Linked DNA regions of Mus musculus: all the other regions are linked to region 1. Evidence: chromatin loops called from intact Hi-C (ENCODE). Cell type or tissue: heart. All regions are shown on one strand.

Region 1 (8,000 bases):
GGTATATGTGTTAGGCAATCACTATATCAAATCCGTGGCACTCCGCGAAAACACAGGCAGAGAAAAGGAAAACAACACTTGGTGAGAGAAATCACACCACATGGGAGCAGCTAAGTCAGGGAGAAGGGGAGGCAAACGACAGAAGCCCAGCGGAGCTGAGGCTGTAATTTTCCCAGCTGTGTGGCCGGCACTGAATACTCCTGGGGTTTAACAAGCGACAGAGCGATGAAACTCTGACAGAGGAGCACGGCCCAGGGTCTCAGGGAAGGCAGGGAGGGTGGCAGGTAGAGCTGCAGGGAGATCTCGAGGGCTGGGAAGCTGGAGCTGCAATATTGCCAGGAAAAGGGAGGTGATGGGTGAAGGATGTGGAAGGAACAGCAAGGGGAGAGGGTGAGGCCATGAACTGTGTTTGTTAGATGGTGGGGGGACGGGTAAGGGTAACCACATCACTGCCCCCACCCCCTCAAGGCTCCCAACTCCAACACTGCACAGATTTGTCTAAGGGAGGAGTGCGCTCCAGGCCCTGTCCTGAAGGTCTCTTCTAATCCTTATAGCAGCCCTCTAGGGAGTTATGGGAAGCTGGCTAGAAATGTTAATTGGAAATTACCACACACTAAATGGTTGCAGATTGGAGATCAAACTGCAAGACTCTGCAGATCATCCCCTAAACCGTAAGACACGGGTCTCCCGATCCCATCACCCAAGAGAATTCCAACATTTACGGGAACCTAGGGCATAGGTATTTGCCCCTAAGAGTTCAGAGTATAGGGATCCACCTATGAGGACATTTTGGGTCACCCGTGGCCACAGAGGATCAATCTGTCTCAGAGTTGCACCTTAAAAAAATATATTTATTTTATGTGCGAGTGTTTTACCCACTTGTATGTGCACCAGGTTCATACCATGCCAGCAGAGACCGGAAGAGAAAGATACCAGATCTTCTGGAATTGGAATTGTCCATGACGTGACCAGCCACTGATGTCCAAACCCTAGCTCCTCTGTAAGTGTTGTTACGCCCAGAGTCTTCTATCTCTCCAGTCCCAAGGGTGCACACTCCTGAAGTTTCAGTGTCGACCAAGTGCATGCCTGAAGCTGGCCTGAAGCAGCAGTCAAGATAAGGTCTTGGAGAGCATGCCGGGCGGTTACTCCACCACCCAAATCCGACACACAGCCTCGACGCCCATCCGGAGACTGGCAAGTGGGCCGGATCTCTATTAATGGCGGTGGTTTTCTTACACCATTGAGCTCATCCATTAAGTAAATCAACATTCCATTGAACGTTTACCACGTGCTAACGCTGCGTTAGGATAAACACTGCTAGGTCTGACAGATAAAGATAAGCTAGAGGGCGGGGGGAAGAGATGAAAGCACCTGCACACACAAGTAAAACAAAACAAAACAGTAACCAAACCAACCCTTTGACCTCACCAACATGGCGGCGCCAGGCCGACACAGACGCCTTTCATCATGGCGGACATAGCCTCCATGCGCCGCCCTTCCCAATATGGCGTCCGTGGTCGCCCTTCCCATCATGGCGCGCGGCCCCGCCCGCTCCGCCGCGGCTGCCGGCGGGAGCAGTTCCGGGTGCGGTGCGCGCCGGGGGCGGGCGAGGGGGCGGTGTCCTGGCCATGGCCGGCCTGTCGGACCTGGAGTTGCGGCGAGAGCTGCAGGCCCTGGGCTTCCAGCCAGGCCCCATCACCGACACCACGCGGAACGTCTACCGCAACAAGCTGCGCCGCCTGCGGGGCGAGGCCCGGCTGCGCGACGACGAGCGGCTGCGGGAGGACGCCGGGCCGCGGGAGGACGCCGGGCCGCGGGGCCCCGAGCGGCAGCGGGAGGAGGCCCGGCTACGCGAGGAAGCGCCGCTGCGCGCGCGGCCCGCCGCCAGCGTCCTGCGCTCGGAGCCCTGGCCGCTGTCGCCTTCCCCGCCGGCGCCTAGCGCGGCCTCCGACGCCTCGGGGCCGTACGGCAACTTCGGGGCCTCCGCCTCTCCCTGGGCCGCGAGCCGCGGCCTCTCCTACCCGCCCCACGCCGGGCCCGGGCCGCTGCGACGCCGCGCCTCGGTCCGGGGCAGCTCGGAGGATGACGAGGATACACGAACGCCGGACAGGCACGCCCCGGGCCGGGGCCGCCACTGGTGGGCCCCGCCGTCGGCCTCTGCGCGGCCGCACTCGGCGCTCCTCGGCGCCGACGCTCGCCCCGGCCTGAAGGGCTCGCGCACCGGCTCGGCGGGCGCCGGGCGGACCCGACCCGAGGTGGGCCGGTGGCTGGAGCGCTGCCTGTCTCGGCTCCTGCTCTGGGCCAGCCTGGGGCTGCTGCTCGGCTTCTTGGCCATCCTGTGGGTGAAGATGGGCAAGCCCTCGGCGCCGCAGGAGGCGGAGGACAACAGTACGTCCCGGGCCGGCGCAGGGGAGGGCCCGGGGCACGGGGTTCGCCCACCCAGACCGGCTTGTGAGCCGCGACCGACTGCAGACCCTCACTTTCTGCCTCCACTTTCTGCTCTTTTCTGTTTCCCCGTCTTTCTAGAGTCTCCCTTTCAGCCACAGCCAGGTCCTTCCAAGGGAAAGCCACACGCACACTCTTGACAGTCAGCCCACCCCTGCCCCTCTTGTCTTCCCTGCCTTCGGGGAATGCCTGCCGTGGTCTCAGCTTTGTAGCAGCAAAACTGGCACCACCGGGCCTTCATTTGTCAAAAGGAGTCTGACCCTGCCTGTGGCTCAGGTGTGGGAGAGTTGTTCTAAGCCGAAGCTGGTACCACAGGGGTGCATGTGAGGCACAGCCTCCCCCCCCCCCCCCCGCAGGCTGTGTTGGGAGAGAGCCTGTGAGTCAGGCGACTTCCTAGACGTCTTTGCCCACACTCAGTTACGTGACTCCGCACCCCTTGAGGGGTGCAAGAGAGCGAGCCTCCCGAATAGCTGAGGACTGATGTCTTTTTTTTTTTTTTTTTTTTTTTTTTTGCCTATTACTCAAAAGAAGAAACGCGGCTTTATTTTCTTTATTTTCATGAAAATCTCCCCCTCTGGTATAAGGGGTTATAGTTAGGGTCCGTCTCACATACGTTAGACAAGCATGTTTCCACTGAGCTACACTCTCGCTAGCTGGCTTTTGAAAACGACTTTGAAGCAGGGTCTCCTTAAGCTGTCTAGGTTCACCTAGAACTCACTCTAGTTCAGGATGGCTTCAAACCTATGATCTTGCCTTACCTCCCCCGAAGCTGGAAAGTATAGACCCGAATCACCAGACCCAGATTGTTTTGGGTACAAATTTAGGTATAAAATGACAGTTCGTTTTCTTTCCGAAGCGTGCTCGAGGTTAACACTGTTGCCAGCCTTGAGTCAGGGTCACATTTCCCACAATTAGGAGTAGCTGAAATACAGGGAGAGCCCAACCACTGTCTTCAGTGTTGTGAGGAATGGATGTCTGGGCGTGTGTGAGTCTGTTTGCCACACTGATGCCCAAGGGTCCGTTATCCACCCTGGGAATAGTTTCTGGGTCAGCTAGAGGCTAACAGAGGTGAGTGCCAGCAAATTGTACAGGTGCTGTAAGCGCTCAGGGGATGATGTCACATAGTGTTGGGTGCTACGCTCTGCTTAAGATAATTTAAGACAGGCTTGGGGTCCCTAGAGTTCCCTCCTGTGATAGCATTTATTTTTACTTGACATACTGTCGTTTGTAGTTCATAAAAGACTTTTCCCTATGTTGTCTTGTTTGAGCCTAACTCTCTGAGTTAAGCAACAAAGGCCATTTGGTTTTTATCTTGTTTGTGGGTTTGTTTTGTTTTGTTTTTTTTATGTGTATGGGTGACTTGCCTATGTGTGTGTCTGCACCACATGCATACAGTACCTATGGAGGCCAGAAGAGGGCAATGGAGACTCCAGAACCAGAGTGACACATGGCTGTAAGCAGCCACATGGATGCTGGGATTCAAACTCAGGCCCTCTGCAAGAGCAGCTGAGCCACCTCTCCAGCCCCTTGTTTTGTTTCTTGAGACAACATCCTCTCTGCACCCCAGGCCTGCCTCAAACGTGTGGCAGTCCTGTGTTCATCTTCTGAGTGCTGGGTTTCCAGCAGTGTGCATTCTGAGGAAGGCCCATGCAGTCCTATTTTACAGGAGCAGACACAGATGTTAAGGAGCCCAGGAATCTGTGGCTGCTGGTTCATGTACAGCTGGAAAGAGGCCCCAGCTACCAAAGTCCTTACCCAACATGGGGGAACCCGTGGGCCTTAGAGCCCACACTACACAGGGGCCCCTGAGAGCTGGCTGGTCTCCACCTTTGTGTCAGCTGAGTCCTGCTCCCCCTGGGTCCTGAGAGCTCTCTCCGCTGCCCAGGCGCACTTCTAACCTTCCTCTTTCTTTTCTCCGTCTCAGTGAAATTGTTGCCGGTCGACTGTGAGAGAAAAACAGATGAGGTAAGTTCGATCTGCCTTCTATGAGTCTTCCTGAGGACTCAGAGCTCTGCCAAGAGAGAAACTCGCCCAGATCATGAAAGGATCATGTAAGGGGATCGCTTCCAGAACGTTCCATGAACGTACCGGAATCACATCATGTTCTGTGACGATGTTTGTGTCAGATTCAGTTCTGGGAGCACAGTGGTACTTGAAATATGGAAGGGTGAGCTCCCTGGGTCCAGCCCCGGGCTCCTACCCCTATCAGTGAGAGCATCTGAGGCCCTCGATCTGCCACAGTCAGTCCAGGGAGATGGGCATGGGTGTCCGGCTGGCACTGTGGGGGGCGAGGCTGCCAGCATCTGACCCTGAGAGACTACACTCAGTCTTACCTTCTCTCTGGTGTGCATCCATCTCTTGATAATGTTCAGGTTCCTGCTCTGACACATCAGGGGCCAGTTTGAAGCACGTGGTAAGGGGAATTAGCCCTCTTAGCCAATGTGTTCAGTTTGTTTTATGAAGCCCTCACATCCCCCATAACTAATGTTTGGGGAAGGTGACTGCTCCTCAGCCTACGGATCATGTGAGCAGCGTTAACTCGCAGCTGGGCAGCCGGTTCTGAGGAAGACACGAGGCAGTAAATTTTCAGGTCATAAATCCTACCAGGAGGAGGCGTGTGCTGCCAGAGGGCATGACTTAGCGCTCTAATTATTAAGTGTGGGTGCCAGGCCTCTGCAGCCCAGGGGCTGGCCAAGAAACAGCACTCCTGCGTTGACTGTACCCCTTGTTAATGAAGGACAGCCTGCTGCAGACACCGTTTTATTTCCTTGGCTGCTGCTGTGTCCTGTTTGCGGGTGTTTTATGACACTCCCTTATTGCTCTCATCCACAAAGCAGTTTTGCTTCCCCATTGTTCTGCAGAACCAGGCTCATAATAAGTTTAATCTGCTTTCTATCATAAAACTGGGCTGATGGTTAGACAGTGTGCTCCAGAAACAGGCAGCCAAAGAGACGAACAAATGCAGAAACAAGAACTATAGAACTTTTCACGCAACCCCTCTGATGGTCTTCTGTTTGCCCTTTTAGTTAGACAAGGTTCCTAGTTCTAGTTCTGGGTCCTGCACAGTCTGTAGAGTGGTGGAGCCCACTTGAAGGAAGCGCAGGCTTGCTCCTGGCCTTCCTGTGAGCTACTCAGACAGACACCCTGCAGGTCCCTATTGCACTGTGCAGAGCTAGCAAGCTGTACCCATCAACTGCCTGGGGCCTTGGGCTCCAGACATTCTAGATTTTTAACCAATCCTGCACTGTGATAGGAGGGCAGAGGCTGGGCCTTATCCAGGCAAGATGCATTTTCTGGCTGCTCTGGGCATCCTTGGTCGTCGTGGAGGGCGGGTCCAGGAGCCCACAGGCAGGAACATACTTTCTGGTCCCAGTGAGGTTCTTGCTGAGTTTCCTTTGGGTGGCCTTACTTCACCCAAAATCCAGATAAGCATTTACATATCAGAGAAGTCTTCTTAATCGTGTCTGCAGCCCAGGGTTCCGGCACTGTTTTCTTTCTCCCTCCCACTGTGGGGGATGCAGGGACAGGCTGGGAGTGGGTGTGTTGTCTTAATCAGGCCGTCCTCCCGGCTGGTACTGGATGGCTGGCCTGCTTCCTCAGGCTGCTGTCAGCCAGTGCAAGTGGCTGATATGTGAGCTCCATCGAGTCCTGCTGCAGCTCTTCCTCAGGCAGGGCTCAGACCCGCAGTCCCTGATACTCTGTGGGCTCCTCTGACCTCTGCAAGCCCTGGTGCCGTTGCTTGCTCCTCTCTCAAGAAGTCGGGCCAGAGCCATGGTGGTCGTCTCATTGTGACTCTGCTGTGTCTGCTCCACAGCCAGTCGCTCCGCGCCCCTTGCCCTGCCAGTTGTCCTAGACAACTATGTGTGGGGCTGGGCACATGGCTTAGTCCGCACAGTGAGTGCCTGGCGATGTGCATGAGGCCCTGGGCTCTGTTTCCAGCACTGCGTAAAGCAGGCATAGAGCCACACGCCTGTGGTGGGGACAGGAGGGTCGGAATTAAAGATAATTCTTAACTGGGTCTTGGCCAGCCTTGTCTACATAAGACTGCCTTAAAAACAAAAAGGCCCCTAAAGTTTAGAGGTGTTCCTTGCTGTCCAGGCGGACGTGGCAGTTTGGCTGCAGACGCAGACAGACCCTTGACCAGTGTCTCCCCTGCCTTTCAGTTCTGCCAGGCCAAGCAGAAGGCGGCCCTGTTGGAGCTGCTGCACGAACTGTACAACTTCCTGGCCATCCAGGCAGGTGAGTGGCCACCGCGCCCCTGGCTACAGCCACCACGCAGACATGTCCCTTCAAGCCCTGTGGGCATTCAGTATGGGCCTGGATCTTGCGTCTCAAACTCTTCTCTGGGTCTACAAAAACATGGGCCTCTTGGCAGGTAGGAGATTCTGTCCCTTCATGCTTTGGGGCCTTGTGTTGGTTGGAAGGCCCAGGCCTTGGAAATCCCCTGGACCTGAGGCACTGGTCCCAGGTCCCGTCCTTGCTTGTGGGCAGCCTGAGGTAGAGGTGGTATGCTCCCCAGTAGGTCTGAGTAGCTGTCATCCCTCTACCTTCCAGAGCTGGTCCTGGCTTAAGCCATCAAGGGCCCCTGCTGGAGTCTCACTGCGGCTGACCAGGAATGTGAAGCGCCTCCTTCATCCTGTTAGAGGTGTCCTGGCCCTGGGGGTGTGTGAGGTGACTGCCAGGGTCCTGCCCACAGGCTGCTTGGAGCCTCCTAGGACTGTGCTGAGAATGATGGTTCTTTGAAAAACACAGAAATACTATAGGAATATGTTTTCATTTTTAAAAAAGATTTATGTATATGAGTACACTGTAGCTGTATAGATGGTTGTGAGCCTTCATGTGGTATTGGGAATTGAAGTTTTGTTTTGTTTTGTTTTTTTAAGATTTATTTATTTTATGTATGTACACTGTAGCTGTCTTCAGACACACCAGAAGAGGGCATTGGATCCCCATTACAGATGGTTGTGAGCCACCATGTGGTTGCTGGGAATTGAACTCAGGACCTCTGGAAGAGCAATCAGTGCTCTTAACCGCCGAGCCATTTCTCCAGCCCAGGAATTGAAGTTTTTAGGACCTCTGCTCACCCTGATCAGCCCTGCTTGCTCTGGTCAACTCTGTTCTCTCAGTCCATGCTTATTCCGTTCCAAAGATTTACTATTATACATAAGTACACTGTCGCTGTCTTCAGACTCACCAGAAGAGGGCGTCAGATCTCATTACAGGTGGTTGTGAGCCACTGTGTGGTTGCTGGGAATTGAACTCAGGACCTTCGGAAGAGCAGTCAGTGTCTTACCCGCTGAGCCACCTCTCCAGCCCTGTGTTTTCATTTGAATCCCAGGTATGGGATCTGGGGCTGCGTCACATTGTCCATAGCTGCAGACCTTGATTTGCCTCCTGCTCTGGCAGGGGCGTGGGTTTGCCAGCGGCAGATAGTTTGGAATTCTGGGTCCTTTTCAGAGGGTATATAAATGCCAGGGCCTAGAGAGAGAGAATGGGTTGTTGGTTGCTGCTGGGTGTTGCTGTTGGCTGTGGTTTGTTAAGTAGTGGCCTGCAAA
Region 2 (8,000 bases), 270 kb after region 1:
TGTTAAGAGCAGAAAGGAGCTGGGAAGAGCGCTCTCCCTTGGGAGTATCTGAGAGCTGAAGAAGAGGGTAAATGGGTCAAGGAAGCAGACATTCCTTGTCCCTCCCACCCCAGTTCCCACACTTTAGAACCCTTACCTCCCCCAGGAGCAGACTGTCCCAATTCTCAGAGGTGAAGGGGAGGATCTCTCGGTCAAAATCAAAATATTTCTTCTTACAGCAAACGCTGAGGTGGTAGAGGACAAGATGGGCCACATCCACCCTGGAGGAGCATGGAATTGTCAGCAGCATCGGCGCTATCAAAATCAGGGGTCATTAGGGTAACATGGTGGACAACAGAAATGAATCACAACCCATCTCACCAGCGAAGCTGTAACCTCCGGACCTTCTCAGGGCCGCCCCGGCACACACAGCACTCAAATTCATAGAATCTGCACATGGGCCAGGACAGAGGATGCACCTCATTCAGCCCTCTGACCCCGGCTGCAGAGGACTGCGGGAGAGCACAGGTGGACTCCCGAGCATGCGTGCATGTCCTGTCTCACCTGTCTCCGTAGAGGAGGGGCTTGCTCAGACACTGGGTGCAGGCCTCATGGAACCACTGGAGGCAGCTCCGGCACTGCAGCATTTTCAGGTTCCACCTGGAGGGGAGACAGCGCTTGTGGCCCTCAGACAGCCTTCTTGAAACCACAGGGCCCCCTCGCCCCCTGTTCACCCATTTTCCCGGGCTCTGCCACCACAACAACCCCCATCCCATAGCTTGACAACACCCTCTCCACTCACTCTCCAGGGCCTCCACAGTAGCAGTAGCTCTGCTGTCTGTTGCTCAAATGTCCAGCATCCCAGTCCAGCCCTTTTAATCCGTATGGCAGGGAGAGCTTCATGCCCAGCATGGCCCGGGCATAGGGACCTTTCTTCAGTGCGCCTCCCCTCTGCAGAGGGACAGACAGATGGAGACCTCAGAGAGGCAGGAACGGAGGAGAGACCACAGGAGCTTCCCACACAGGGGCAGAGAGGCACCTTTACCTTAGTGGCGATTGCAAAGACACACTGGCGGCATACCCAGGATGCGCCCTCTCCTTCTCCAGGGGCCGGGGCCCTGGGAACGTGACAGTCCTGGTGATAAGCTGAATAAGGACAATGTTGAGGGTAGACCACTGTGTGCATCTAAGTCCTGCTGTGTGTGTTATCCTGACACTGCAGGTGAGTCAACAAGCTTCTCACAGCTGAGGGCCTAGCCCAAGGAAGCACGGTTAAGAAAGGTAATGTAAGCCCCTCAGCTTTGCATGGCCTGGGTCACCTGATCTATGGCTCCCTCGCCCTGTTCTGAGAGATGTGGTGACAGGGTGAAGACTGGCCAGGACAGGAGACATAACTCATGCTATAAGGCAGGGCTAGTGGCAACCCAGAAGACCCAGGGCAGACTGCACCACCTAAGTATCCTGGCCTCTCACCATGGCGACACTTCTCACAGCTGACCAGCCGGTTCCCAGGTACCACGGTCTCAGAGCGACACACACAACAGAGCAGCTCCTCCCCAGGGAGGGCAGCTGTGAGGGAACAAAGTGTCAGGAGGCCTACCAACAACCAGTGTCCCCACCCACTCCAGCTTCTGCTGTCACAGGCTTCAGTCTGAAGGTCTCACCTGGGCTGATATCCTTCCATAGAACCAGAAACTGGGAATCGTCCTCAAACTGGACCAGACACACCTCTCGAGCACTGTCCACCTGGAATGGGTGCCCAGTGATGCTAAAATGGGAATGAGAACTGACTGGAGACTGGGAAGGCAGTGAGATCAGAGGTGGGTCTTACCTTTTTGATGGTACCCAAGTACAGCAGCCCATCAGTCCATCTGGCCAGCACATCTTGGCCTTCCCAAAGCCGAGGTCTGGGGCCTGAGGTGGGAGCAGGGGAAGCTGGATCCCAGAGAGAGGGGGCACCCAAACGGCTCAGCCGGGGGAGCTGCGCCATTGCATCCTGGGGGGGCCTATTCCAAGATAGGATGGTTAGAGTTATGGGTGCTGAGAAAGTTTCCCTGAGCTCGTTGTTTTCTCTTATGGATAAAGAAACCCTGTTCCTGGTGGAGCAGCTCCAACGCCCCAGTCTTCTAATCCTGAGCCCTATAAAGGTGGGTGGCTCTGGTCAGCTTCTCGACTCTACTCTTTTCCATCTCCCCTGCCTCGTTTTGTAGTTTCCCAGCTCCTAGGGACTCAGGTGAAATGATCTTTGCGGAATCAAGGTTACCGCTTAGCTTCACCTTGCCCAGCTGTTTACAGGGATCCTAAATGGGGCAATCTGTTGCCCAGAGATGTTTTGGGAGCTTTTCTGAAGACGTTTCCCGAGTAGAAACAGCTGCCTCCCCAGGCCTGTGTGTCTTATTTAGAACCACCACCCTGGTGCCAGGTGATGTTAGGTCACCCTCAAATTTGGGGCTCTCTGACCCGGGATTAGATAACTTCCCTGAGTGCCCCAAGAGGGGGGCGTGTCCCTGTCCAAGTCTCTACTCCCCTACACTGTCAGTCCAAGGAGGGACTTGAGTCGCCCCAGCACAGACCCTAAGCTGAGACCAGGAGGCTCTCCAACCCTTCTTCCTCACCGACCCCCAGCTCCCTGCCCCCCTCTCCAGGCCTCCCGCCTCCTCCTTACCGGTGACAGCCGGGGCAGCTGGAAGCCAGGTAGGGTCAGACTCAAGAGACCTGGATGAGTCTCCGGTGCGGGAAGACTGAGTGTGAGCGCCGGGGGGCGTGCAGGCGGAGGCCAGGGGGTCCCCGGGCCCAGCCCCTCCGTCCTGGCGGCTCTGGGGCGTATGACGCAGCAGCCAAAGCAGCAGCAGCGGCAGGAGGAGTCGACAGAAGGAGGGAGGAGAGTGGAGGGTGGGGAGCACCAGGGGGAGGAGACGACAGAGGGACGGGCAGGCAGCACCTCCCTCACCTCCAGCGGGCCCGGAGGGCGCTGCGCTGTTGGGGGCGCGGCCGGTCGCGGAGGTCGAGGAAATCCCTGCAGCCCCTTTTTCGGATGGGAGGCTTGCTCTGGGTCAGCAGGAAATAACCTTCTTGGCAGCTAGCCTGCAGGTCAGGGCCGGGCCCCGCCCCATGCCACATCCGTTAGCTGCCCCGCCCCCGTGGCCACTCCAAGCTCCGCCTCCGCACGCGGCACCGCCCTCCCCATTCACGCTGCCTGTCGCCCCGCCCTTCTGCGCACGCGTAACCCCGCCTGTGCGCCGCACCTGGGCACACGGCCACTCCTCCGGCCGCGAGAGCACTGGTGTAGGTTTGCTCCTCCTGGGAGGGAAAGGACAAGGGGCTATTTGGAACTAGTACTGAGTTAGTGACGTGCCCACACCAGCCAATAGGCACTAGGCGGCACGGAACCATGGTTCGAACCGGTGGGCAGGGAAAGAAAGAGATTGTGGAGTGCACTGGCAGTCACACCAGACAAGAGCATTCCTGTTCTGGGCTGGGGCTGGGGCCTGGCAGTCCTAAGAAATTGTTAAGAGGGCCCAGTGCCGAAGGGTAGAGAAGAGGCATCAGGACGGCAAAGTGTGCCCCACCAAGTGAAAGCCCATAGCCTCACTCTGCAAACACATCACAATGGACATTTCTACGTGCTTACAGTATTTATTTACAATACCTTCCTTTGGCAGCTAAAACCGTTAAGTTAATAAAACCGTTTAGAGCTGTAACAAGGGCCGGGCTGGGAAGATGGCTGGGCGGTTAAGAGCACTGACTGATTTTGCAGAGGACCCACATGTATTCCATAATCCCAGTTCTTGAAGGACCTGAAGCCCTGTTCTGAACTCACTGGAGCAGGAGACATGCACATGGTGCATGCATATACACTCAGGCAAAACAACTGCACACAATTTTTTAAAATCTAAGATTAAGAAAAGGATTAACATACAAAAGATTATTCTTTATTACATAATAAATACCCAGTAATATCATGTCTCAACTCCCACCCACCCCCACCGAATAAATACACACTAAAACAGAGACGCATGCGCACTGGCTTGCAAGGGCTCTGGATCCGACTTCACTTCTTATTAGCCTGAGCAGTACCAATGACACACTGGTTCACCTGTGGACAGATAAACAGGGTCACACAAGGTCAAGGGTTACAGATGAGAAGCCTTCCCACTCTGCCCCGTGCTGGGCCCACATCTGAATCTCTGAAGTCTCTGTTATGGAAGCAGGTCCAGCCTGCCCCCTGGAGGGATGGTGATGCTATGTCCACTAAGCCTGGAAGAGACCGGACTGAAAAGACGAAGCTTTATAGTGCTGGCTAGTTTTTATGTCAACATGACACCGGCTACTCCTCATTTGAGAAGAGGGGACCTCAATTGAGAAAATATCCCATCAGATTGGCCTGTGAGCAAGCCTTTTCTTAATCAATGATTGATGTTGGAGGACCCAACCCTAGTGTGGGCCAGTGCCACCCCTGAAAAGGTGGTTCCCCAATGAGGTAAGAAAACCGGCTGAGGAAGCCAAGAGGAGCGAGCAGTAAACAGCACTCCATTATGGCCTAAAGAAGTTACTGATCTGACATCCCTGGACATGGACTAGTTCTTTCTATTTCACCTTGTTTTTGATCATGGAGTTTTATCACATTATTAGAAAGCTAACTGAGACACCTACACAAAAACTACAGTAGCAGAGAGGTCTCCATTTTCAGCAACACCCTGGACTAGACACACCAAAGCACTCCTGTCAAGACATTAAACTCCTTTGAAAACTAGAGCTCCTGGGGCTGGAGAGATGGCTCAGCAGTTAAGAGCACTGACTGCTCTTCCAGAGGTCCCAAGTTCAATTCCCAGCAACCACATGGTGGTTCACAACCATTTGTAATGAGATCTGATGCCCTCTTCTGGTGTGTCAGTGACAGTACACTTACATACAGGAAATAAATAAATCTTTAAAAAAAAGAAAGAGGGGCTGGTGAGATGGCTCAACAAGTAAGAGCACTCAACTGCTCTTCCGAAGGTCCTGAGTTCAAATCCCAGCAACCACATGGTGGCTCACAACCATTTGTAATGAGATCTGACTCCCTCTTCTGGTGTGTCTGAAGACAGCTACAGTGTACTTACATATAATAAATAAATAAATATTAAAAAGAAAGAAAGAAGGAAAACTAGGGCTCCTGAGGAAAAAAAAAATCACCACAGAAGAAAATTGGAGACATAGACTACTAGGTACAGATCAAAGGATACATGAGTGGTGGGATTTTTATTTAGTGGTAGAGAGCTTGCCCAGCCCAAAGAAATGAGACAGGAGCTAACTTGAAGGTCCTCATACTGACCAAAGATGTAGCACTGTGATGATCAAAGACGGATGGGTGTCAAGTATGTACACACCTATAATGCATGCCTTCCTAATAAAAGCTTATGGGCACATATGGAGTCACTCAGGATAGGAACTCAATAATGAAAACCTATAGAGGATTCAGCATCTTGAGGCTGGAGAGACAACTCAGTATTTAAAAGCACTAGCAGAGGACCTGGGTTCAGTTGTTAGCACCTACATGGTGGCTCACAACAACCCACTCCAGTTCCAGGAAATCCAATGCCCTCTTCTGACCTCCTCAGATACCAAGTACAAATGTACAAACATCCTCCGCAGGCAAAACAGTCACATGAAATACAACTTTTATTTCCTTTTTCTTTTTTTCTTTTTTCTTTTTGAAACAGGATTTCTCTGTGTAGCCCTGGCTGTCCTGGAACTTACTCTGTAAATCAAGGTAGCCACAAACTCAGAAATCTATCTGTCTCTGCATCTTAGTTAGGTGTTGGGATTAAGGGCATGTGCCACCACACACAGCTAAATATTAATAAATAAAGAAATAAATAAATTTTGCAGCTGGAAAAAGGTCCTGAGATTAAGAGCACAGGCTGAATTTCAAAGGTCCTTGGAACCACACAGCAGCTCAGCGCTGTCTATGACTCCAGTACCAGGGAATGCAGCCTCCTCTTCTGGCTTCCTTAGGCACCAGGCACACATAGTGCACACATATACAAGCACACAAAATACTTATCCAAAAAAGAGCTGCATGCACCTTTTCCTATACAGCATGTCTGCATGCATGTTTCCCTTCACCTCATGCATGTCCACCTCAGCACAGCACATTCCCATGTCAGCGTCAGTTAGTCCATACCTTTAACGCTTAACAGGCTACAGCTATTCTAACTCTGATTCAGACCTCTGCTTCACGTGTTCACAGACTGACCCACAACAGCATCTGAGGAATGCTTTTACTTGGTAAGGGCTTCTTTGTAAAAAAGTCAGTAGTAATGAATACTGATTAGAAATCACCATTCTAAAGCCCTCTAACAAAATAATGGATGTAGCATTACTATTTCATAAACTCACTACTGAGAACCAATGAGCCTGGACACAGGTCTCGGTCTCAGCAACGGACAGGCAGGCTGGAGATGAGCTCCAGGTGAGCCTAGGCTACCTGGGACCTGCCTCAAACAGGAAATAAAGGAGAGATGAGATGGCAGTGGCAGCAGAGGAGGCAGCTCAGGGATAGAGCACTTGCTGAACACACACAGGCTCTCTGGGAGACCTCTAACACCACCAAAAAAAGAAAAAAGAGAAAAAAAGTTAAGCAAACACTTAATAAATGTAGAACTAGACTGGGTACTTATGATGTAACAGGCATACCAATTGTCCCAGCTATTAAATAGGTCAAGAATTTGAACTAGAATTACCAATCTAACCAAACCAAATCTCTAACTACCAAACAGCAAAACGCTGAGGGGAAGAGTGAGCAACCAGGACACAGACATCCTGCCTCAAGTAAAGACAGCCACAAGAGGCACGGCCTCACAACACAGTACAGTAAACAAGTACTCCCAGCAAACAGACCCATCTCCTCCAAGTGAGAGGATGCCCGCACTAGACAAACCTAACGCACAGACCTTCTGAGGTGGTTGGGAGAGACTGAAGTGGACATCACGACACGAGTACGGCCAGGGAAGCAGCACCACCTCCAGCACTTGGCAGGTGGAGGTAGAAGATCATGGCTGCAGGATTCCATCACTCTATGAACCCACAGATTTGTGTGATTTACTGAAAAGAACCTGCTTAGTTGAGGTGTGGCTCAGCCTCTGCACACACCTCTAACCCCTCTGGCTGGAATGCACTCGCCCTTAGTACACTCTTTTAATCTCAAACAATGAAGGTGAAGTGAGTTTGTAGAAGGAAGCACCCATGTTTGAAAGTGATGTCTAATTGAGTGGCAGACAAAGTGACAAATCAAAGAAAGATTTGATAGAATAGGATCTGCCCAACTCAGGAGAACAGAGAGGAAGAGGGGGCTACTTAAGAGGGGCAGTGCAGAGAGAGAAGTGGAGAAAGGCAGCTTTACTGAGACAGTTTTACAGAGCTGGCTGCAGAGAGAGAACAAGCTGGACACAGGTGAAGTCAGACGAGCCAGAGTCTGAGAAGGAGCCAGAAGATTCGCACAGACTGCCAGACCTAGCATGAGGAGGCCAAGCAGAGTCGATTTAGGAAAGGCTGAGAGAAGCCAGATTGATCAGTCAGCGTGGAGAGGAGTTTCAGCCACAACAGTGAGTTGAGCCAGCCGGCCAGAGCTCAGAAAGAACCAGAAAGGGTGAACTTATTCAGCATTAAGTCTCAGAAGCTGAAATCATCCTAGGCCTAGATTAGACTGAAGGAAGGCTAGAAGCTTCCAGGGCCAGGACCAGGTTAGCAGACAGGGGCAGTAAACCCCAGAGACAACAGGAGAATGAAAGTTCTATTTAGGAGCTGGAGAGATGGCTCAGTGGTTAAGAGCACTGGCTGCTCTTCCAGAGGACCTGGGTTCAATTCCCAGCAACTACATCACAGCTCACCACTGTCTGTAGCTCTAATTCTAGGCCATCTGGTACCTTCAAACATACACGCAGGCAAAACACCAATACACATAAAATAAAAACGAAGAAATCTTAAAAGGCATGAGAAGCCGACTTAGCATCCCTCCTGTCCCATACAGGGCTGACATT
Region 3 (8,000 bases), 960 kb after region 1:
GTTCTTTTGACAAATTTTAGCAATAAGATAGTTAGAAACAATGGCACTTGGGTACACACTGCAATAAGCACTTATCAGTTGTTTTTGCTAAAATGTATTTACTCCTTACTTGGGTCCATAGGATAAATAAATAAAAGTCGGAGAAGAAGCTGGGTGATGGTGTGGAGCGCCTTTAATCCCAGCACTCAGGAGGCAGAGGCAAGTGGATTTGTGAGCTCAAGGCCAGCCTGGTCTACAAAGTGACTTCCCCTAGGACTACATAGATAAACCTTGTCTTAAAAAAAAGAAAGAAAGAAAGAAAGAAAGAAAGAAAGAAAGAAAGGAGGACTAGTGTGTCTGGATTCATTTTGTCTGTCTGTCTGTCTGTCTTTTTTACTTTAACTGATGACAAATATTAATGATTATCCTCAACCTTTCTGCTCAAACAAGTCCCAGGAAGAAAAATTTGGATGGACAGCCCTCCTCCATCTTACATGTGTCTGCTATATCCAAACATCCTTTCACTTGTGTCTGCTTCAGGAAAACAGTCGGTTTTTTGTTTTGTTTTGTTTTGTTTTGTTTTGTTTTTTTAAAGATTTATTTATTGATTATACGTAAGTACACTGTAGCTGTCCTCAGACACTCCAGAAGAGGGAGTCAGATCTCGTTATGGATGGTTGTGAGCCACCATGTGGTTGCTGGGATTTGAACTTCGGACCTTCGGAAGAGCAGTCGGGAGCTCTTACCCACTGAGCCATCTCACTAGCCCTTGTTTTGTTTTTTAAGATTTAACGTATATGAGTACACTGTCACTATACTCGGACACACCAGGAGAGGGCATCAGATCTCATTACAGATGGTTGTGAGCCACCATGTGGTTGCTGGGGATTGAACTCAGGACCTCTAGAAGAACAGTCAGTGCTCTTAACCACTGAGCCATCTCTTCATCCCCCAGTCTTTTTTTTTTTTTTAATGTGTTTGCTTTAGCAAGACATTCTCTCAGCTGGACAGTGGTGGCGCATGCCTTTAATCCCGACACCTGGGAGGCAGAGGCAGGAGGATCTCTGAGTTTGAGGCCAGCCTGGTCTACAGAGTGAGTTCCAGGACACACAGTAATGAGTAATTATCCACAGTAATAAGACTGCACCATCAGCAATAAATAGATTAACAATTTAAAGTGTATTGAGGGTTGGGTCTTATCAGTGACAGTGATAAGAGTGTTTGCCTAACATACACTGGGCCATGGGTTAAGCTCCCATAACCTTCCCCAACCTTCAGATCACTAAGTGTAGTGTTGCAGGCCTATAATCCCACCAAATGATAGAGGCAGGAAAAACAGGAGTTTAAAACTAGCCTTAAATATGTAAAAAAAAATGCAAGGCTGACCTGGGCTAAATAAGAACTCCATCTTAAAGAAGAAGAAGAAGAAGAAGGAGGAGGAGGAGGAGGAGGAGGAGGAGGAGGAGGAGGAGAAGAAGAAGAAGAAGCAGCAGCAGCTAGGGTTGTACCTGAATTGGTAAGGCGCTTATCTACCAACCACAAAGCTCTGAGTTAGATTAACAGCACTATATAAAATCAGTGTAATGGCACACCAAGAGGAAACTTCTAGTTCTTTAGAAAGTTAGCTATGCCAAATGATGGTTTGCTGAGACACACGGATGAAAGGATGTCTTTTTTATTTTTTATTTTTTTCATTTTTCTTGAGACAGGGTTTCTCTGTGTAGCCCTGACTGTCCTGGAACTCACTCTGTAGACCAGGCTGGCCTCAAACTCAGAAATCCGCCTGCCTCTGCCTCCCAAGTGCTGGGATTAAAGGCGTGCGCCACCACTGCCTAGCTGAAAGGATGTCTTGATAAAGCAAACACATAAAAGACTGTTTTCCTGAAGCAGACACAAGTGAAAGGATGCTTGTTGGATATAGCAGACACGTGTAAGGACTCTTGATAAAGGAGTATAAATGTGACCCCACAGACAGTGGGAGAGGAGCACTGAGATTTGGTTTGCTCTGCCTTGCTATTCTTTGCTAAAGACACGCATGTATTTGTTCGCCTTACATAGCATTGTTGAGCTCACCTTGTGGTAACACTGCCATTGAGAGAAATTATCCAAAGAACTGCTTGTGAGGTTCCTATGGCAGCTTGCAGCTTCTGCGGCCTCACATCAGGCTGGTTGGCAAATCTAGAAGTTTCTTCAGGATTTAACTACAGCTGCCTGGTGTCTGCTTGCTGAAAGGACTGGACTGAAGCTGCTGGTTAGTGTCTGGTGTCTGCCCCCCTAGAGGACTGGACTGCAGCTGGTGGTTAGTGTCTGGTGTCTGCCCCCCTAGAGGACTGGTCTGCAGCTGCTGAATTGTACTTGGTGTTTGCTATGGGACTGAACTGCTGCCCAAGAAGATCTAGCTCACCCCTAAAGAATTATTGCTGAACCGGTCCATTTCACCCATATCCTAATAACTTTTCTCTTCCACTGCCTCTGCTGGGTTGTAGGCTAGAGGAGAGGTTGGACCCTTATTAAGAGTAGGTTGCAGCCGGGCATGGTGGCACACGCCTTTAATCTCAGCACTGGAGAGGCAGAGACAGGCAGATTTCTGATTCGAGGCCAGCCTGGTCTACAAAGTGAGCTCCAGGACAACCAGGGCTACACAGAGAAACCCTGTCTCGAAAAACCAAAAAAAAAAAAAAAAAGTAGGTTGCAAAAAATTTATGCCTACTCAGAGAGTAAAAGTCCTTGCCAAGCTATTGTGCAAGCCTGTAACCTAAGTTCGATCCCAAGAACCCACATAAAGGCGAAAGTGAACCAGCTCTACAAAACTGTCCTCTGATCTTCCCTTTCTGTCGTAGTGTGTGTCTCTATGTGCCTGCGTGTGCACTGAGGAAAGAAAATACCGTGGCCAGTAAGTGATCGGAAAGATACGCAGGCTAGAAAAAAGAAGCCTTAGCATGGGCCTTCTGTCTTGTCTCCATTCATGGATTCCTGGGGTTAGTATGGGAACACCAGGCCTAAGCCATCACAGCATTATCATGCCAAAATGCTCCTGCACAAACAGGCTCTCTGCTCGAAAAGGGCAACACTGGACACAGTGGCCGTGTTGCTAAGCAACCGACTCAGTCAACAGAACGGAATCGCTGTGGTACGCCCCTTCCGCTGGCAGGAAGTGACGCACAGTTCAGGTGGGCCGAACTAAGGGGGGGGGTCACAGCCTCTCTGGGGCGGGGCCTACTGCGGGGCGGGCCTCCTGGGTGGGCCCAGTGGGGGCGTGGCACGCTGCCCTCGGGGCCGGGCGGACCGGGGTGCGCCGGGGAGGGGCGCTGCTGTCCGGCGTAGTCTGTACTCCTGTTCAGCCGCTGTCCTCCCGGGAACCTTGGGGATGTGGATCCCGGATTCCAGGGACCGCAGTTGAGCCAGCCTCGCCAGTCCTGTACCACTTGCTGAGGAGCAGGATCTCGCGGACAGGTCCGAGAGCAGGTCAGGATCGGACTAGGTAACTCTTAACGCGCGAGCTGGTTCCGGCCAAAGCCGTCTGCGTTCGATCGCCCGGAGCTAGTGGGGGCCAGGAGCGGGTCCCGCCTCCACTTGCAGCTCACAGCTAAGGTCGGCCCCGCCTGAGCTCCCAGAGTAGCAGTGCACAGGGCCTGGCACCCTCAAGCGTGCTCAACTTGGCCAAACAAATCTCTGCTCCGTCGTGTCTGTTCCCTGGAGGGCGCTGTGGTGACCCGGAGCGACAGGGGTTGACCTACCAGAGGAACTTTGTGCTCCGGTGGACATGTTCCTTAAATCCTAACGCTCTTTGGGCCCCGTGTGTTTAGTATCAGTGAGAATCAGTTCATGTTCTTCAAGTTCAGGCCCAAGGCAGTGAGGTGGGTACGGTCAGGAGTGGTTGGTGATGGGGTTGTCTTCATATTCCACCCTCACAGTTCTAATGTTCTTTTAAGGCCACCACCGCCTCCTGCTGCCTTGAACTGGAAGCAATCTTCCTGCCTCATTACACCGAGCTGTCTGTTTCTTCTCTGTACTGGCGTTTTTTCTTACTCCTTCCATTGCCTCCTTGTATTCCTTATATGTTGCTTTATAACAAACAAGAAGTTTATTGGTTTATCCTAGCAATCTTTATCCTAGGTGTGGTGGTGGATTTCTGTAATCCCAGAAGTTGAGGCTGAGACATATGAATTTGGAGTTTGAGATAAGCCTGGGCTACAATATGCGGTCTTCCCCAAATGCACAAAATAAAACAACCTTTATTAGTCAACACTTTCTGTGGGTAGGGAATCAGTCTACCTGGGTGATGATGGCCCAGTAACTCTCGCCAAGTTGGGGGATCCAAATCCAAGATAGTGGACTCAAAAGACCAGTGGCAGGAGTCCTCATTGTTTTCTGTTGGTATCTGCCTTCCCTCAGAAGAGTTATCTGTAAGGGAAGTGGGGCGATAGGGAGTGATAGAAACCACTGTCATTATGACCCAGTTTGCAAAGTCTAACTCCCCCCTCCACATTCTTTTTGTATTACTAGGTACATAGGAGGTGGGTACAGCAGAGCTTATGAAATGAGTGTGTGCATGCAAGAGTGAGTGTAGGTGTAGTGTGTCAAGGACAGTGACCTGTAGGGGCTCTCCCTCCTCTATATGGGTTCCAGAGAATCCTCTTGTCACAAGTCTTCCAGTGGTGGAATTTTGTGTCACCATCCCAGAACCCTACTAACCGACCTAGCACCCCAGCTCCTCACCTCCCCAGCTCCCCAACTCTCTTTTGGGAATGGAGTTTTTTGAGACAAATTTTGCTTTTATCCCTGGCTGGCCTGGAACTCATGGTATAGACCAGGCTGGCCTCAAACCAGAGGTGAGCCTCTTTGCTCTTTCAAGTACTAGGGTCTCAGATATATGCTACCAAGTCCAGCTTGTGAATGTTATGTTTTTTTTCTAGAATTTATGTGTATAACTCTGTTGCCTGGAAAAGAGAGAGAGAGAAGAGAGAGAATGTGAGTGAGTGAGAGAGAGAGAGAGAGAGTGTGTATGCACACACCATGGGAATGCCTGGTGCCCATGGAGGTTAGAACAGGGTGTTGGATCCTCCAGAACTGGAGTTACAGATGGTTGTGAGCCACCGCGTGAGTGCTGGGGACTGAACCTGTGAACCAGCTTGCCAGCCCCTTGTGATTATATTTTAAAATCCTGCTACTGACCATGCCTGTGGGGGAAGGGTGCCTACTCCCTGTAATTACAGCACAAGTTTCCACATCGCATTCACATGAGCTTTAGCTTTGTGAGAATGACTGGGGCTTTTCCCAGGGAAGGGAAGCATTCAGCACCCCAGCATGACGTTGGACACTTGGAAGAGCAGACTTCCCTGTAGAAAATGGAACTAGGTAGCTGGGTGTGGTGGCACACGTCTTTAATCCCAGCACTCGGGAGGCAGAGGCAGGTGGATTTCTGAGTTCAAGGCCAGCCTGGTCTACAAAGTGAGTTCCAGGACAGCCAGGGCTATACAGAGAAACCCTGTCTCAAAAAGCCAAAAACCAAAAAAAAAAAAAAAAAAAAGAAAGAAAAAGAAAATGGAACTAGGACTGGCGAGATGGCTCACTGACTGCTATTCCAGAGGTCCTGAGTTCAATTCCCAGCAACCACATGGTGTCTCACAACCATCTGTAATGGGATCTGATGCCCTCTTCTGGGGTGTCTGAGGAGAGCAACAGTGTACTTACATATAAATGAAATAAGTAAATCTTTTAAAGAAAGAGAGAGAGAAAGAAAGAAAGAACTAATCTTCCAGAGAAAAGCATGGTAATAGGTGTTGTCATCTAACTGACATCCTGTGTTTACAATTGGCATTTAAAGTCACCTGATCCTGTAAGGTTTTTCTAATGTGTTTATGAACACATGTGCTAGTAAATAGCTCTCCCGAGAGAGGCTGATGACCACATTAAGGACATGTATTCAGTTCGTGCCTCAGTCTATTTTCTGCCAGCTACCACTCACTCTGCTTTGTCCTTGGGGGGCGGGGCATGATGGGGGATGGGGAAGCAAGGACAATTGTGTGCTCTTACGTTTCTGGAACTCTCTGTGGAGAGGACCCAGAGCAGTGTGAGAGGCAACTAAGCCACAATGCTGTAAAGCATCATAGGAAATGTCCCAGTAGATTCTGGGCACATCTGGGCTTTTACAGATACAGTAGGAGCAAGTAGAGGGGGAAGGGCAGATGAAGGGACAGGTGCAGAGCTACAGCACGATGGGACATGGGAAGGATGACACTAGACAGACAGACAGGAACCAAGGATGGAAAGACCTGGTGTTATCCAGGGTGTTGACTTTGTTCCAAAGTGGCGATGAGTCATTTTGGAATGGTAAAAGGAGTAACATGACCAGCAGATATTTTGGAAACATTTAAGAAAGCTCCAGGATTCACTGTGAGAGGTTTTAAAATGTAACGTATGTGGTGTCTGGGAGGCGCCTGCACCGAGGGCTGCTGAGACAGCAGCAGGTAAGTGCGGCCGTCACCAAGCCTGCTGAGCTGACTTTGATCCCTAGATCCCACTAGGAGATTGAGGAGAGCACCAACTCCTGCAAGCTGTGGTGACTTCCACACGTGATCTTTCTATGTCAAGTGTGAGCCCGTACCCTATACACACACATCAAGTAAAATGAAATAAAGAGGCGGAGCCAGATTGACAGGTTAGATGAGATAGAACCTACAGGGCTTATTAAGTGTTCCAAAATTTACCATGGATTTCACTCAAAATTGATCTTCACACCAAGCATATGGACTTGGTGTGATGTGTTTCTAATCTCCTTTGTAAACTCCTTCTTGGAGTTTTAAGTTGTCATGATATAACACACACGGGAAATGCTGAATTCTACCTAATAACCAGAAAATTGATGCTGACAGTTGGTGTGACTCATCTCTGGAGTGCAGTGTACAGTAGAATGTTCAGAGGTTGGGCATGTGGGAGAAGTGTGCTAGCTCCTCACTGGTTATCTGTTGACTTTAGTCTTGGTAGTTAGTTCACAGAGCTGGTGTTCTCTGCTTTTGTGAATGTATAGATATGTACATTATAAAAGTCTTTTTAAAAAATGATAAAGCAGTCAGGCTTGGAGGCTCCAGCCTATAATCTTATCTTTGCGGAGGTAGAGATATGAGTTTGAGGTCAGTCTCAGCTACATAGCAAACTGAAGGCTAGCCTGGGTTATGAGACCCTGTGGAAAAAAAAAACAAAAACCAGGAAACAACAAAAGAAGATAAGCATGGCCGGGCGTGGTGGCACACGCCTTTAATTCCAGAGCTCGGGAGGCAGAGGCAAAAGATAAGTAAATTGAGCCAATGCTTTAAGCAAATGAATGCAAAATTAGTTATAATTTATCTTAATAGTTTCCCTACTAAATACAGGAATGAAAAGGAATAATACCGATTGATGGGGGAATTGCAGGAAATAAGTCTAATCTAGACTTCAGGGAAAAGTTTATTCCTTGGGCTAATCAGTAAGACCTACCTGAGGCTGTTTTTCATCCAAGCATCAGGTCTGTGTGTGCTGGGAAATTTTGTGTTTCAGTCAGGGAACCATGACCTTAAAATTTGTTTCCCTTGGAGAACTGGCTGAGGCTCTGCCCTTGTTTTGAGATTGTGCTTTGTGAAGAGAGTCAATGGTGGTTCCCTGTAAACAACTGAACACTAACTATCTTTGTCTCCTATCTGCTTGGCTCAGCTAGAAAACCGGGTGCTGCCTGGCTGGTTTTTGTGGGTGTCTCTCTCAAGCATCTCCTATTGGAATGCAGTTAGAGTAGAGGGAGCAGTCCTGGAGGTGGCACAGCCACACAGTGTAAAAGACATCCTTTGTTCTTCGTCTGCTGCTTTTGTAACCTTGGTTATCCTGGAACTGAGTTTGAGGCCAGTCTTTATCATTATTATTATTATATGTAAGTACACTGTAGCTGTCTTCAGACACCCCAGAGGAGGGCATCAGATCTCATTATGGATGGTTGTGAGCCACCATGTGGTTGCTGGGATTTGAACTCAGGACCTTTGGAAGAGCAGTCG

Evidence for each region. A loop is a pair of places that touch in the nucleus more often than their neighbours do. Peaks named below come from ENCODE experiments on the same cell type or tissue, not always from the same donor. Only the 100,000 strongest peaks of a DNase experiment are listed, where the experiment ranks them.
Region 2: it touches region 1 in a loop (2.3-fold over the local background); 2 of 42 quality-filtered maps call a loop at or near these places.
Region 3: it touches region 1 in a loop (7-fold over the local background); 7 of 42 quality-filtered maps call a loop at or near these places.

What each region holds. Positions count from the first base shown.
Region 1 is chr17:27,198,047-27,206,046 of GRCm38, reverse strand. It overlaps Lemd2 (LEM domain containing 2), which reads left to right and starts at 1,609. Exons shown (of 9, transcript NM_146075.2): 1 at 1,609-2,388; 2 at 4,370-4,410; 3 at 6,609-6,684. The coding sequence starts at 1,629. It overlaps Gm34736 (a long non-coding RNA gene), which reads right to left and starts at 1,178. Exons shown (of 4, transcript XR_385492.4): 1 at 880-1,178. In heart, CTCF peaks have their summits at 1,613, 3,854 (motif pointing right) and 5,037; DNase peaks (open chromatin) are centred at 1,556, 2,361 and 5,068; H3K4me3 peaks cover 2,584 bases; H3K27ac peaks cover 1,996 bases; H3K27me3 peaks cover 276 bases.
Region 2 is chr17:26,928,179-26,936,178 of GRCm38, reverse strand. It overlaps Kifc5b (kinesin family member C5B), which reads right to left. Exons shown (of 11, transcript NM_053173.2): 11 at 3,600-4,075. The coding sequence ends at 4,031. Phf1 (PHD finger protein 1) reads right to left here and starts at 3,052. Exons shown (of 15, transcript NM_009343.3): 1 at 2,645-3,052; 2 at 1,811-1,985; 3 at 1,644-1,725; 4 at 1,453-1,548; 5 at 1,025-1,125; 6 at 782-930; 7 at 544-639; 8 at 361-429; 9 at 137-260; 10 at 1-55. The coding sequence starts at 1,969. Mir6968 (microRNA 6968) reads right to left here and starts at 707; the gene lies at 640-707. In heart, a CTCF peak has its summit at 4,211 (motif pointing left); DNase peaks (open chromatin) are centred at 557, 2,068, 3,128, 4,158 and 2 weaker places; H3K4me3 peaks cover 2,518 bases; H3K27ac peaks cover 1,124 bases.
Region 3 is chr17:26,239,450-26,247,449 of GRCm38, reverse strand. It overlaps Fam234a (family with sequence similarity 234, member A), which reads left to right and starts at 3,208. Exons shown (of 13, transcript NM_001206335.1): 1 at 3,208-3,444. In heart, CTCF peaks have their summits at 3,323, 3,672 and 3,919 (motif pointing left); a DNase peak (open chromatin) is centred at 3,239; H3K4me3 peaks cover 1,689 bases; H3K27ac peaks cover 1,326 bases.